Linked DNA regions of Mus musculus: region 1 is linked to region 2. Evidence: chromatin loops called from intact Hi-C (ENCODE). Cell type or tissue: heart. All regions are shown on one strand.

Evidence for each region. Peaks named below come from ENCODE experiments on the same cell type or tissue, not always from the same donor. Only the 100,000 strongest peaks of a DNase experiment are listed, where the experiment ranks them.
Region 1: it touches region 2 in a loop (3-fold over the local background); 3 of 42 quality-filtered maps call a loop at or near these places.

Annotation. Positions count from the first base shown.
Region 1 is chr17:50,139,341-50,147,340 of GRCm38, reverse strand. The region is part of intron 2 of Rftn1 (raftlin lipid raft linker 1); the gene reads left to right. Among named protein-coding and RNA genes, the nearest start is that of Rftn1, 47 kb to the left of the region's middle. In heart, no CTCF peak of the experiment used is centred here; DNase peaks (open chromatin) are centred at 3,780 and 4,560.
Region 2 is chr17:49,982,439-49,990,438 of GRCm38, reverse strand. No RefSeq gene overlaps it. Among named protein-coding and RNA genes, the nearest start is that of Gm52302, 48 kb to the left of the region's middle. In heart, no CTCF peak of the experiment used is centred here; DNase peaks (open chromatin) are centred at 3,128 and 7,688; H3K27ac peaks cover 2,224 bases.

The DNA.
Region 1 (8,000 bases), 160 kb before region 2:
TGGTCTCACAGTCTTTGTAGCTTGGCTTTACTTCTCTGACAGGTACACTCAACTTTTATTGCTCACTCTGACAGGGGTGGAGGGTGGAAGGGCAGAGGGGTTGGGGGGTGGGGGTGGGGTCAGTTGGGTGGTGGGGTTGGTGCTAGTGGATCTTGTAAGTTTCAGGAACTTCCTGAAGCTATTTTGAACTGTTTGCTTCCTGAAGGATGGGATGTTGCGATCTCATAGGAAGCTGTTATAGAACACCCTTTCTTACATTCTTTTTATCCTTTCTTCTACAATTATCCCCCAGCCTTGGTGGGACCCTGGGTGTCATTATCCACCTGCATCCAAGAACTTGGTCATTGTGCCACAGGATCAGGGTGCCGTGAGGAGTCTCTTGTTCTCCAGAGAATCTCCAGCCATTATGAAAGTCAGACAACAGGGTGGGACTTTCCATCCCAGTCCCACCTTAACATCTCCCTGTCCTGTAGTCAAAGCATTCATATGCGGTGTCTTCAGCAATAGGCTCTACTGTCTACTTGTACTGGTGTACAACCAACAGCAGCAACAACAACTTTTATGGTTTCCAGAGTCTCAGGGGCTTCCCTGGCCAACAACTCATAGGAGGGAGTCCACCCCTGGCAGTGGAGTTTTCATTCAGTATCCTTATGGCCTCTGCTGGTGTCCCTTTTCACCTGTGTAAGATGCCTTTTAGATTTCTTTTCCTTTCAGCTACTCCAGCCCCAGTAGGGATACAAGGTAAGCAGTGGAGACTGTGCACGCTTGCCTCTCCAATGGCCTTCCAAATCTGCACACCACTTGGAGGTTAGCATCATGTTACTTCTATAACAACCTTTTCCCGAGCATGGGCAGGATATGATGGCATCCTAAACCACCCTCCTGTAATACACAGTGGGAAGAGATAACCTCGGAGAGGCAACTCTGAAAGCCTGTGATCATCTGTTCTCCGCAAAGGCGGTGCACAACGACGATGCTAAAGTCAAACGTAAGCAAGGTCTAACACAGCACGGGGAGGTTCCATCCGTTCGTGTCAGTTACTTCCTCTGTGGAAGCATGGCTAGGAAGGTACTAATTTAATTAGCTCCCTGTAGCCTTCAGTCATTCTCTCTGAGCCATTACGTTTACATATCCTGGAGCTGCTCTTCCATGGAGTCTCCTTACATTTCTCCACCCTTTATGAACGCAGTGGGCCCCATTTAATCTGTTCAGACTTCCTCAGAGCCAAGGAGAATAAGCCCTGCTCTCTCCCTCTGCTGCACCTGCTGGCTTCCTGAATCAGAAAGGCTCTGGGTGGCCGTAGCTGTTACCCCTCCATCCACTATATATGGCTGTTGGGGGAGTTCCTACCTACTGCCTCCACCCCGAGCAGAGCCTTTTGCTGGAGGAAACTGCACCCTCCTTAGTCTGGGGTATAGTTTCCCACCCCTGGGACAGGTGTAATCATCTTCGCCTGTATTGTTCTATTGCACATGAACGGTTCTCCAGGCTTTCAAGCCACCCAGAGGCCTCTTAGCATGCGTTTTTTTTTGTTTGTTTGTTTGTTTGTTTGTTTGTTTTGTTTTGGTCATTTTAAAAACCCTGTATCTGAGCGCAAATCCTGCCACGTTTGTCCTGGAATAATCCAGGCAGACCACTCCCCTTGCCTTACCTTTCCTTTTTAACAACTCCTCTTGCTTTTTCTTTTACTTTGTAGATATCATTTACATGGTGGTCTGAGTCACTGGGAGCTGAGAAAACCTTTCCTGACGTATAAAGTCCCACCAACCAGAAGCCCCACACCACCTCCATCAACCTTGTCTTTAACTCCCCTGTGCACACACTTCTGTCAGACCCCGTGAGCTGGGGTTCAAACACAGCTCCTCTTATTCTAGTTCCCTCAAGAGCGTCTGCCTCTCCTGTGTGGTCCTCTAACTCCTGCAATTGGTGGGGATCTCAGAAGAAGATAGGAGGTGTTTCTAATGGCTTTAACTAGCCAGTCTCCATCAAGTACTGACTTCCCTCACGTTATATTACCCAGCTTTCCTGCTTCCATGGCCACCAGTCTGATCCTATCCACTCTGGTGTGCCACAGCTGCACGAGACAGCCTGGGACAGGCTCTGTTACTGATGGTTTGCGCAGTATTTCCCAGTTCCTTGCTGTTGTAGATTCTTGTATGGGACCATTTTTAAGGCCCCCGTGTATATGTTTGATACCACACTTTTTTCCTCTTTTTATTTTTAACAGTTGGACTATTTCCTACCATGTTTACCATCTCTCGCTTATCCCTGTTTATTTATTTTAGTTGCCAAGTCAAGAGACTAACACAGAGGACACTACCGCATCACCCTCTCTTGTTGCAGTTGCTTCTTTACAGAAACAAGCTCCCACTTGGCCACCATCTTGGCCTCAGATGCATTCCTAACTATACACAACAGAGGCCGGGCAACCCCCACCACTGAGTGCCAATTGCCTCGGCCCTTGTGCATTCATGTCAAGATGACAAAACTTCCTGTAAACCTGGAACTGTTTTCGAGGCATCTCTGCATTCATGTGGTAGATCCCAGTCATCAGGCAGGCCTGCCACCAGGTACCTTATGGATGAAAACTGCCATCCTGGGATTCCTCCTACAGACACTCCTTATCCTGGTGATTCAGCTTAAGTTGCCCGTCTCAGTACCCACAGCAAGAACCATGCAACTGCTATTATAGCACAAAGGCACACCAACACATACCAAATTGGAAAGGATAACTCTTACCAGAATTTCCTCCTCGGATGCCTCCTCACCCCCAGGCTTCTCAGCTGAGTTGCAGGCCTTGCTACCCATAGCCTCCCCCAACTCCTCTTTGATTCCGTCATGCCCCTGTGCAGGGGACAATTAGGTTATGTGACAGAACTTTTCCTGGAAAGATGGAACACATGCCCGTGACAGACCAAAGCAGAGTTACAACCAAAGTCCAATTGGGTGACCCAGTGAGTTCTATTGGCATTATCTACAAGTGTGTGGGTGAGGGGTGCTTCCAGGATATGCATTAGCAAAGCATGGGTGGCAGCTCACAGACCTAGGAACGTGGAGCACACTGCACAGCCTGCAGGCCCCTCAACAGGTTAGAGGGCATCTTTTTTAGGTGCCTCTTGTCTAAAATTCTTCCAGGCAATGTGTCTGGTTTTTTGTGTCTTTACAGCAGCTGGTCTGAGTGTCTTTTTGTAGCTTGGCTTCTGATAGGACTCTCAGCTTTTTTTTTTTCTCTCCTTATTCTGTGTCAAGGGAGGACCTAGTGAGTCTGGTCAGTTTCAGGGACTTCCTATAGCTCTTTTGAGCTCTTTACCTTCCTGTTCAAAGAGCTTCCTTCCCTACAGAATGGAATTGTTTTGATCTGTGAGAAAACTTAACACAAAACCAATCAAGAGTGGCCCTGAGTTGTACACCAGGGGACCTTGGGGGAAAAGCTCACTGTCTGCATCTGAGGAGAAAGCCATAGGATAGTTTGTCACAGCATGCTCACAGCCTGTTGACAGCGGGCTCACAGCGTGTTCGGGGACCCAGAGTACCTTAGCCAGCTCTATCACACTCAACCATACCATGCAATTACAAAGAATGTTGAAACTTTCTGTACTTGTCAGTGTATGTGGTGAGAAAAGGATGGGTTGTGGAAGGTTTGGCTCCGGATGGCGTTCTCCAGGGACCTTGTACTATGATGTCTTGCCAGATCTGGGGATGGCGATCATATGCTTTGGCCAACAGTGTTGCATTGTGCTGAAGAGAGAGGCAGGAGATGACGGTCTGAGATTGTCGTTTGTATGTGTACACGTGGGTGTGCGATGGGCGTTCACAGCCACTTCCTCAGGAAATCCAGATGGAAAATGGGTTGTTCTGGATAAGGACGTTTATGGATAAGAGTAATTTCCAGGAAAGGAACCAATACCCCCCTCCAGGCCACCCTGATGCTCGACACTATGCAAATGAAGGTACTGAGGCCATTGGCAGAAAAAGAACCTGATTAAGACAGCTCTAACTGGCTAAGCTGCTGGAGAACTCAAGATTCTTTGCCCTGTGTTGGCTCTCTCCTCAGCTTTTGGTCATTTAGCATGGCCTTACCCCACCTCAGGTTCCGAAGGTGTCATGCTTGTGTGACAAGGAGACCAGAATGTAGGTCTGTGTAAGGAATCACGTGCTAAATTCTGTTCCATACAGGAAGCCACATTTTCTGGAGCTGCCACATCTCCTGTGTTCTAGAACATTTTAGCTGAGTTCTCAGATGTGCCTCTGGGCCCAGCATATACCTGCCAGAAGTTCCTGTAATTCTGGTGGTCTCTCAGGCTCTCCCGCTCTGTGGCCTCAGTTGTTGAAATGGGATCTTGTCCACATGAGAAGGTGTCTTGAAAGTTCTTAGCCCGAGGCCCCTGGCTCTGTCTTGTGTTTGCTGGCTTCTCTCACTTCCACGTATTCAGAGCATGATTAGCAGGTAGGTTTCATTCCTTGGGCCCTTTGCTCAGTCACAGGGAGGAAGAGCTACGTGGAGAAGGACACTAGGGCCCCTGGCTCTGTCTTGTGTCTGCTCGTTTCTCTCACTTCCGGATATTCAGTGCTTGATTAGCAGGTAGGTTTCATTCCTTGAACCCTTTGCTCAGTCACAGGGAGGAAGAGCTACGTGGAGAAGGGCACGTTGCCACTCCCAGTGGCTTCCCGTTCCAACATCTGTTTTTTAAGGTAAAGTCCCCAACTTTATAAACAGTGACAACTCTGTGCACAGTGTGACTCCTCCCGAGCACCCCCCCCCCCAACCCTGCCTAAACCTCTCAGGAAGGCTTTAAGCTTTAATTTGCAGTTTAAATTCCCCCTTTAGTGCCACAGCAGTTGGTAGGACAAAGAAGACCAAGAAGGGCAGGAATCGGGTTCAGGAAGCTCCTGGCTTTGTCTCTGTGAACACAGTGGATGAGCTCTGTGGCTGTGTCCTTTATGTGTGCAGTGAGTGTTTATGTGAGAACTGAGTTTAGACGCCTGCACCTGCGTAGGTGCCCAGGAAGTACTGCCTAAGAAAAATCAAAGTGTCTGTGGGACTCTTCGGGGAGACCTCCTCAGAGGATGCGAATTAAACCTCTCCGAGTCAAAGGAATTTTTAAAATGTTAAGAAATAAAAGCTTTTAACTTTATGTGTTCTTCTTGAAATTGTACCGTGACAGAGTTGTAATTTTGTTTCTTGTGTGTTTTGCTGTAAAGAGCCAGGAACAAGCAACTTATAGTGCCCTGTGCTCTGTGATGGTTTGTCTGAGCCCTCAGCTTGGGATCTAGAGTCACCTGGGAGGCCAGCCTCTGGGTGTGCCTGTGGGGTCATCTAGCTTAGCCTAACTGAAGCGAAAGTTGCTTTTGTCCAGGTGTTTTGTTTCAACAACAGAAAGGTGAATGAAGGCATTCTCATTTAATGGTGCTAAAGTCAGAGAAGTGTGGTTGGTAGTGATGATGGTAATGATGATGCAATGGTGATGATGATGGTGGTGATGGTGTTGGTGGTGGTGGTGATGGTGGTGATGGTGATGTTGGTGATGGTCATGGTGGTGATGGTGGTGGTGGTAGTGATGGTGGTGATGGTGGTGGTGGTGGTGGTGGTGGTGGTGGTGGTGGTAATGGTGGTGGTGGTGGTGATGGTGGTGGTGGTGGTGGTGGTGGTGGTGGTGGTGATGTTGGTGATGGTATGGTGGTGGTGGTGGTGATAGTGATGGTGATGGCAGGTACTCTAACCTTGCCTAGTAGTTTAAAGAGGAGGATGGATCAACTGTACTTCAAGTTCTGTTGTTGGCCTCCTCCTCTCAAATACCTCCTTTCTAGTAGCTTCTGATTTGCTTGTGTGTGCACTGAGCTGCTTCCCAGCCCCTTGTGAACTGTCACAGCAGTGCCGAGGAGTGGCTTCTGTGTCTCGTGGCATTTTCTGTGTGGAAGTTGGGTTGCAAAGGGCCATCTGGATTTTGAGCTTCAGCTGCCTGATTTCAAGGCCTGGGATGTCTGCATGCTACATGCTTTCCCTGCCCAGTTCCTGAGCCTGATTCTGCCTTTGCTTCAATTCTTGTTAAACAAACAAACAAAACCAAACAACAACAACAAACACCCAACAGACTTGCAGTATAGGCATTTTTAGATCTGATTTGCAATAACAGGTTACTATGTGTCTTTGTGACGTATTTAAAATGAACTTTTGATCAGAAGTCAATTGTTGATTGTCGCTTGTTCCGAGAAGAAAGATATGTACATTAATGTAATTTGCTTTATTGAGAAACTTTTGAGAACACCTTTAGAAAACAAGGTCCATTACATTTTAAAAATCCCTTACTTATTTTTTTTTTATTTTTATTGTATGTGTTTGAGTGTTTTGCCTGCATGTATGTATATGTACCATGTGCATGCCTGGTGCCTGTGGAGTTCAGAGAGTGTCAGATGCTCTGGAACTGGGACAGGTGGTTATGAGCCACCATGAGTGAGCTGGGTACTAACTCCAGATTCTCTGCATGAGCATCATGTGGTCCTAACGGCTGGGCCATGCCTCCAGCCCCAACTTCACATTTTAATTCTGCAAGTGGGTATACATGAAACTTGGCAAAGCACTTTTTGCTTGCTTGAGTGTATTTTAACTTAGAACAGCTTCATGCTACATTATTTTAGTTTGGTCTCTGTGATAAACCATTAACCACAGATGTCTTGGAGAGGTTTGTTTCAGCTTTGTCGTGTCTATATTTGATAGAAGCTAAGGCAGGAACCGAAGCAGAATTCACAGAGGAACACTGGTTACTGGCTTGCTCTCCACGACTTGCTCAATTTGCTTTCTTATATAACCCAGGACCAACTTGTCCAAGGGTGATCTGGCACAAAGTAGACTGGGCTCTCCCATGTCCATCATTAATCCAGAAAACACTCCACAGACTTGCCTACTGGCCATTCTTACAAAGGTAGTTCCTGAATTGAGGGTCTCTCTTCCCAAATGACTCTGGCTTGTGTCTGGTTGACAAAAATCATGCATTATTGACCCCTTGTCAGCGTGACACACAAAAACATCACTACTAAACCATAGTCTTTCCTTTTTTTATTTACCCCCAATGTCTCATGTTAATATCTTAATATAAACCACATTGTAACTTTATAAGTCTCACAGTCTATAAAAAATTCAAATGCTTTAAAGTTTCAAATTCTCCTTAAAGTAGCCAACATCCCTTTAAAAGTCTAGAGTCTCCCCTCTGTCATCTCTAAATTAAGATCAGGTACTTTCTTCTCATTTGAATGGGAAGAGCTAGGACATAGTCACCATCAAATCAATGCAAAGCCAACACTCGCTGTGTAAATCAAAGCCTATAATCCCCAGGTCTTGGACTCATCAGAGTCTTCTGAGCTCCCACGGGTCTGGGCAGCATCACTTTTCCAGCTCTTTCATGTGGCTTGTCCTGTAGCCTCAGGCGGGCTTCACTCCATACCTCCTGCTGCTGTCTTTGTATGATCTTTGCATCTCCCCAGGTCTCCATAGCAACTGAGGCTACCACCTTCACCAGTGACCTCTTGGACTCTCTTTAGGTGCTCCGATCCTGCCGCATGGTGCCTGCCAAGCCTCAGTTTCTCTCCATGACCCCCTTCAATCTTGGGGTTCCTAATGCAGTGTAGGCTGCACTTTCATGAGTGGCCTCTCTCCACAGAGACAGACCCTGCCCCACAATACACTGCCAATTAGGCAATCCCTGAGATCCATCCCCTCGTGCCCTCAAAATCAGTACCATGTGAGAGTGTGACATCAATTGTCCCAGTAAGGCAAAGGTTTCCCCCTTAGTCGGGCTGGTCTCTTGTTAATCACAGCTTATTATTTTAGCCCCACCAGCAACCACAGAGCCTTAATTCGAAATATCACACGAATGACCCCGATAGAGCCTTGGCTTTCCTCTGAAATTTCACAGACCCAGGCCTCCATGGTCGGCAAGTCTCTCGCCACCCCGCCCCCGCCATGACCCACTCGTTAATAACAGCAGCTCGTTAAGCCCTGAGCA
Region 2 (8,000 bases):
GCTCCTTCAGAAGGCACTTCGAGCTATGAATTTCCCTTGTGTGACTGCTTTCAGTACATCCCTGAGATTTTCTTGTGTTTTTATTTTCGTTTAGTTCCAGGATATTTTTTTTCTTTCTTCTGTGATTTCGTCTTCGCCCTGTTCGTCATTCAGCAATGAACTACTTAATCTCCAGGAGTCTGCACATACTTGTTTGCTGTTGAAGTTTTATTACTTTGTGGTCAGATAGAATAGTTATTTTACTTTTTTTTTCCCCCTGAAATTTTTGAGATTTGTTTTGTGCCCCAGGGTGAGGTCTATTCAGGAGAGGCTTCCACGGGCTGCTGATTAAAATGTGAATTTTGGTGTCTGGGTGGAATATTCTATAGATATCTGTTAGGTCCCTTTGACATGAGGTCAATGAATTCTACCGTTTTTCTGTTGATATTTTTGTTCAGATGACGTGTTAGAGAAAGCAGGGCATTGGCACCCCTTACTCTAACAGCACGATGCGAATCTGTGTCTTTCATTTCAGCAGTCCAAGTCTTATGGAGCTGGGTACGCCAGAGTTTGAGCTCCGTGCTTCTCCGTTAATTGTTCCCTTGATTAGAACGCAGTGTCCTTGATCTCTTCCGATGAGTCTCAGTTTGAAGTCTGTTTTGTCAGAGGTTAGCCAGGCAATGAGTGCTTGCTTTCTAGTCCCATTTGATTAGGGGCGTGGTTTTCCATCCCTTCTCTTTAAGGGAGGCCTGTCTGTAAAGCAGTTTCCTGGAGACAACAGAAAGATACATTTTGTTTCTCATTTCCATTCAGACAGCCTGTGCCCTTTAATTGGACATGTAAGGCAATTAATATGTAAAGTGATTCTTTAAAGGTGTGTGTGTGTGTGTGTGTGTGTGTGTGTGTGTGTGTGTGTATTGCAGTCCTTTTGCTGTTTGGTTTGCAGCTTGTGTTCTTAGTTTCCCCTTGGCTTTCAGTAATTACAGCTTCATTTATTTTCCTTCTGGAATCCCTTGGCTACGCTCATCCCTCTTTTTATTCCTAAGTACTGCTTTCAGTGGTCTCTTTATGGTTGGTCTGGAGGACATGAATTCTTTTAGCCTGTTTGTATGATGGTAAGTTTTTTTCTTTTTATAAGTATGGCAGACAGTTTTGCAGGGTCTGCAGTTGGCATTTCTGGTCTCAAGGCTCTGCTTGTTTTCAGAGTTTCCATTGAGCTGAATGTGGTGCGGTGTGTCTTCAGCCCCAGTTCCCAGGAGGCAGAGGCAGGTAAGAACTTGGAGAGTTCAAAGCCTGTCTGTCTGCAGAGTTAATTCCAGGCTAGACCCTGTCTCAAACAAATAAGTAATTAAATGTTTGCATTGAGAAAGCAACTGTTATTCTGACCTTTGTTTTTTGTTTTGTTTTGTTTTGTTTTGTTTTGGGGTTTTTTGAGACAGGGTTTCTCTGTATAGCCTTGGCTGTCCTGGAACTCACTTTGTAGACCAGGCTGGCCTTGAACTCAGAAATCCGCCTGCCTCTGCCTCCAGAGTCCTGGGATTAAAAGGCGTGCACCACCACACCCGGCTTGTTTGTTTGTTTCTGTAACTTAACTTTTTTTCTTTTGCATCAGTCAATACTCTCTGTTCTTTCTATATGTTTAATGTTTAAATGCTGATATGCTGTGGGGAGCTATTTTTTTTTTTTTTCTACTTGACATTCTGTGTGCTCCTTGAATCCCTCTGGTGTCTTTTCTTAGTTTGGGGAAGTTTGCTCTCCTGTCTGTGCCGTTGATGCAGGTTTCTTCTCTCTCATCTATCCCTGTACTGCGCAGGTTTGGTCTTTTCATGGCGTCCCACGTTTCATGGATGTTCCTGTCCTGCATTTAAAAAGTACGTTCATATTCTTTACTTGTACGGTCTAATTCTTCTCCTTTATCCTCGAGGTTAATATTCTACCCTTCAGTCACTCTGTTCTCCTGTGAGGCCTTCTTTCCCTTGTGTTTTTCTAGGTGGGTGATCGATTCATTTCCGCTTGAGTTTTCTTCAATATTTTTTTTCATTGAATTTGCTTCCCAAATCCTAGACTGTCTATGTCATTCCATTCGGCCTTATTGTTGTATTTATTGAATATTATCTTCGAGTTCCTTGAGCTGCTACTTTTCCTCTTCCTTAAGTTCCTTGATTTGAGGATGTTTGTTGGTGTTGGTGTTTTAATTCTGGAATTCATGTAGGTTATTCTCATCAGAGAACGCTTCTAAAGGACTAATGGGGGCCATATTGATTCTGGCAGGCAGTGATGGAGCCTGCTGGTCTACTAATCTGACCTGGCATCTGTAGGCTTCAGTATTTCCTACCTCTCATATCGTTTGGAACCACAAGCATATGGGATGTAAACCATTTCAGGCCTTTGAATACGCCTGAGACCTGGGTTCTTCATCTCCAGCCTCCTTGGTGTAGTCGTTCAAGACAGACAGGGTTATTAATACCGTTGGCTTCAATAAAACAGTGTGATGGCGATGCGATGCTTGTCCTTACTGAAGCCTAGTACAACCAAGTTTAGCCAACAGAAATGTGACAGCAGCATTTATGAAATTCAAATTGCTGTGGTAGTGGTAGTAAGTGACATGGGGTTAAAGACGGGCTGGGTCCTTATTGGAATCTTTGCATCTCCAACCCTCTTGTGCCTGCATTCCAACCCAACTCTAGTATGTTGTGTTCTGTCTGTCCTCTAATCAAAAGAAAACAGAAATTCACAGATGATCCACACTGGGAAATGCTCAGCAAGACCATGTTGACCTCAGACCCATCCCTCTTACAGCGTGCTGGGTACTCCCTGTCCAGCATGTGAGAGACAGCAGCCTGATCCAGGTTCTGTCACATGGGGCTCACAGCATCAGAGGTAAAGATGTGAGGGGTTAAAACAGACTACAAGAGAAAGAAGAGGCAAGGATGCCAAGCCTGTGGACAAACAGGCTTATTACTGACTCAATTATGATAGCAGGATCTGTTTCCAGAGCCCCATAAGAAGGTCATGGCAGCCCTGCGTGAGGAGAGCAGGGCGGGACCCTGTGATCAGCTTTCTGTCCCTTGGTGACCTGCTGATTACTGTCTCCCATGAGAAGTTTGGCTTCCTGTACCTGGCTTGTAGAGTCTGAAGCAGGATGTCACAGCTCAGGACAAGACTCATTAGACCTTTGGCTGGGGTTTTGAGGGGCCTATTTCCAGAGACGGAAGTAAAGCAACATTCACCATAGCTTCCTGCAGATAGCTGCCGTTTCTGCGCCAGACTGAGAGAGTCAGGCCCAGTGTTCAAGAGCTGACTCCGGGAACCTGGCAGGTGCTTGCTGCCCCAGCACTGTCCAGGCAAACTGCATCTCTCTCCAGCAGAGGTGGAGGGCTTCATGAGACCCTAGTGTTGACATGTCCGTGAGCAATCAACATGCACTCTGGTGGTGGGTGCCGAGGAGACCATAAGAAGGGCTTTGTGAACCTTGGTAAGGATTCTGGTCCTGTTTATCCTCCTAGCAATCTTGACTGGGGACAGAAACACACTGGCCAGTTTTAAGTAGGAAAATGACAATAGATTTACATTTTTTTTTTAAAAAAATGAACCCTGTGGCTGCAATGTAAGGCCAAGGCAAGCTAAAGGACTGATGTTTTAGTCCTTCTGATGAGTACTGCTGGCTTCAATGGGAGAGATGGGGGCACAGATACAAGAACTATTTGGCAGCAAAAAGTAATTTTGTTTTATGATCGGGGAAACGAGGGAGACATTAACATTAGCAACCAGATAGTATTTCCTCATAGTAACAAACAGCACCAATGCTGTTACCTAGCAGTTGTCTAGAACCTCTGTGTGGATCCCTTTCCAGGGCTCTAACAATGTACACGAGTCAACAGTCTCTAAAACTGGAGTCTCAGGAGAGCTGTCAATGAGGAACAAGATAGCAGTCACACAAAGGAGAACTGCCTACGTTGGGTCTGCAGAGCATAGCCCATGAGTTCTGCCCCCAGTCTTACTAATGGTAGTGGCGTATCCTCAGCCAGGTACTGGAGGTGAGCCCTGTGGCTAGCTGTCAGCGATGGACTGTATATTAGGAAGGGAGTAAGAGAGCGCCTCCAGAGACAGGTTCCAATCCCACATTGGCTATGAAGAAAGCACAGTTGCTCACTCCACCACTAATACAGCAAAGCCTGTCCTGTATGTAAATGTGTTGCCCACCAGGTATCGAGTTCAGAATGGTTCTAGAGTTTTCTGCTGCCTTCTTTCACCTCTCAGGGTAAGCATTAAAACTTCTGTTAAGATTTCTTGAGTCTTTTTCAAAAACAAGAAGAGGGCTGGAAAGGCGGTGCAGTGGTTAAGAGCATGTATCGTACTGCTCTTGCAGAAGACCCAGTTCAGTGCCCAGCACCTGGGTGGAGCACTTCATAGCCTCCTATAACTCCAGCCCCAGGGCATCCATCCTGTGCCCTCTTCCGGCCTTCATGGGCACATAAGCTTATGTGCACACACACACACACACACACACACACACACTTAAAAAATAAAACATTTAAGTCTTTAAGACAACAAGAAAAGAAATATTATATTTAAAATATTCAGACAAAAAAACTTATACGTTACTGACATATATGAACAGTATAGTCTAAAAGCTAAGTGTGTGTAAAACCCATTCAATGATTCAATGTCAGAGAAATGTTCTTGAGGACAGAGATGTTCATATATTCAAGGCTTATAGAAACCCTCAAATGAAAATGGTCAGGAAGGATATTCCCTATAACTAATGTTATAGATAAGCATCAAACCTGCAAGGTGAAGATTTCTAAAGTCTGCAAGAAAAATCACCCCCTCCTACTTATGGGCAACCTCATCTGTCAGTGGAATTTTATAAAACAAACACAATTAGACCTAGAGGGAGATATATTCTCCAATACCCTTAAAATAAGGGACTTCACTTTGGAGTAAAATTCCTTGGAACTGTCCTCCACATTGATTGTAATCTCTCAAATGTTCCTAAGCCTACTCCCATGTATCCACTCCCAATATCCATGTATCAAGGTCACCAAGACCTTCCCATTACCAAGTCAATGCTCGCTGGTTAGAGCTTAACCTCTCCCATCATAGCAGAAGCGGGGCTGACCAGTGCATCCTCAAACGCGTTCCTTATGTGACCGTTCCTTTGTCTCCTACCTGTCTGTCAGAACACCGTTTGTGTCCCTTCTGAGTCACAGACCTGAACAACTCCTGACTCAGTCTGAGCCACTGACAGAGAAGGGGCTAGTAGAGACAGCATGAAACACACATATACGCACACTCTCACACACATATACACCCACTTCCTCTGTCACACTGTGCACACACATCATACATACATATGCACACATGCACACGCGCACACACACACACCACAAATACATACGCATGCATGCGCTGCTTATCTTTTGTGGTTTCTACGGTATGAACTCAAAATATATTAACTGATAAATTTGTTAATTTATAAAGGAAAGAAAACACTGTTCCTGCACCTTTCCTTTGCAGATTTCATTTTGTTGATGAGGGCAAATTCTTTATAGAATAATCAGAGGTAATGCATTCAGGAAGTACAATAAACGGGTAATTAATCCTTAGTGATTAATGGCTGCTAAGACAATCAGGTAAAAGGCTAGGAGAGCTTTATACTACATGGATCAGATGGACAAGGGTTAGACCCCTGGTCCTTCCTGACATTAACAGTGAGACGGGCCATGGCTTATGTGCCACAAAGGAAGCATGCGCACTTTATAATGATGTAGTCTTGCAAAAAAAAAAAAAACAAAAAACGATGAACTCTGACCCTAAGTTCCAGATATAGCTTAATGACCTGTTTACTGAGACAAAAGATAAAGGACCTTGTTAATAGCACCTTGTGGGGACAGTAAATTGGGTGTTAAATGTCAGACCTGTACAAGGAAAGAGACAATCTCTTCAACAAAGGAATTTGGAAGGACATAACTGTGTTAATAGGTGGGGCAGGATACCGCCTATTAAAAGAAACTTAAAAGACGACTACTTCATGTAAGTTGGTGTCTTTAATTGTGCATTGTTCACATCTGTGTGAGGGTTGTGTGCATGTAGAGTCCAGAGGCACTGGCTCTCCCTAGAGCTGGAGTCACAGGCACGTGTGAGCCAACCCAGTGTGAACCAAACGTGGGTCCTCTATAGGAACAGTGTGTGCTCCTAACCACTGAGTTCCCCAGCCAAGCACTAACTTCTTGTTGTGCCAGTGTGAGGATCTGAGTTCAGATCCCCAGTGCCCATGTCAAATCTGGAAAATCTCTATACATTGATAATCTTGGTGCTGAGGGGAACAGAGCAGAGGGACCCCTGGGCCTCACTCACTGAGTTGGTGAGCCCCAGGCATCTGAGAGATCTTGCCTCAAAACAATAAGGTAGAGAACCATTGAGGAAGGCACCTGATGTGGACCTCTCCCTACACACACACACACACACACACACACACACACACACAGGCACACACGATATCAATCCAGTGTGATATGGGCTACAGGAAAACACAGGATGTTCGGGTGTTAGAAGACATTGAGACTCACTGTGACTTACTTGTTTGGTGTGTGACAACACAGCTTGTAGGAAGTAATTCATCTGTTACAGGTATATTCTGTACAACACTGAAGAATTTACAAGCGACATGGCAAAACCAGAAAGAACATGACTGTGACTGGAGCTGTGTGGTGGACATGTGGGCCTTGCTTTGCTACCTCCTGCGGTGACATGCATTTGGAATGTTCCCTGAAATTTCCTTCCTCCACTTCCTCTCCCCCTCCACCCTTCCTTTTTAAGTAAGCTTAATACAGTTTGTTTGATTTTGTGTTATGTTTGAATGTTTTGCCTTCGTGTTTGCCTGTGTCTCATGTGTGTGTTTGCTTGGTGCCCTCGCAGGTCAGCAAAGGGCACTGGAGTCATGGTTGTGAATGAGCGAGCAGATGCTGGGAATGAAACCCCAGTCCTCTGCAAGAGCGGTCAGTGCTCTTAACTGCTGAGCCATCTCTCCAGCCGCCTAAAGGATTTTTACCAAGCCCCTTAACTCTCTCTCTCTCTCTCTCCCCCCAAGTAATAGTGTGTATGAACGTGTGTGTATGAGTGTGTGCACCCACATTGCTAGTTTGTGTGTGCACATTGTGTGTATGTGTGTGTGCATGTGTGTACAAGTATGTGTGAATTTTCATGCTGTAAGGTCCCTGCCCACAGGAAGGAGCAGCGAGCCCCACTCAGCCTCCTGACATTCTTTCTGAGCAGGACAAGGCAAATGAGGAACGACAACTCATTCGGTGTTACTCATTACAAACCCCCAAGAGTGATATCCTCGCCTGCTCATGCTTAGATACAAGTGCAAAATTTATATGAAGCAAAAATCAGCCAAGTGACTTGATCAATGTCAAGGGCCTAGGAGATAATGTATGAGCTCAGCACCAAGTTTCCTCTAGTCTCTGCTTCTGTTGCAATCTAAGTTGCCAGCTACCCTAGCTGAAGTTTCCTCAGTTTGAATACCAGAGAGATATGGCCCAGCCTGGCAGCAAGGGCAAAGGGGCATTCTTACCCCACAGACCACAAAATACCTTTCAGCACCTAGCACTGAAAGGAGATACAGTGCAGACAAACAAAGGGCATGGCCTAGCCCACCTCAGCAGCTCATGTTGGTGACAGCAAGCGAGGGCAGGGTGTCAAGGCTTAGCTGGGATCTCCAGGCAGGTGACTCTGCCAACAGCAGGCACACAGCATGGTGCTGATGGGACAAAGGCAGGGTGGCCAGCCTTTGCTGTGCTCCCATCCCATACTTCTCTGGGAAAGGTCCCCAGACACTGCCAAACTTGTCACACAGAGGTCTGGGCTACCTTTCCGGTTGGCAGAAGAGCCCCATTGCTGACCCCACAGCCTTGCATCTCAATGTGCTGTGCTTCTGGGTCTCTTCTCAACTCTACAGCCCAGCCCTCAGCTAAGGCTCTGTGGGCCAATTGATAAGTCACAGCTCAGCGTCTTCC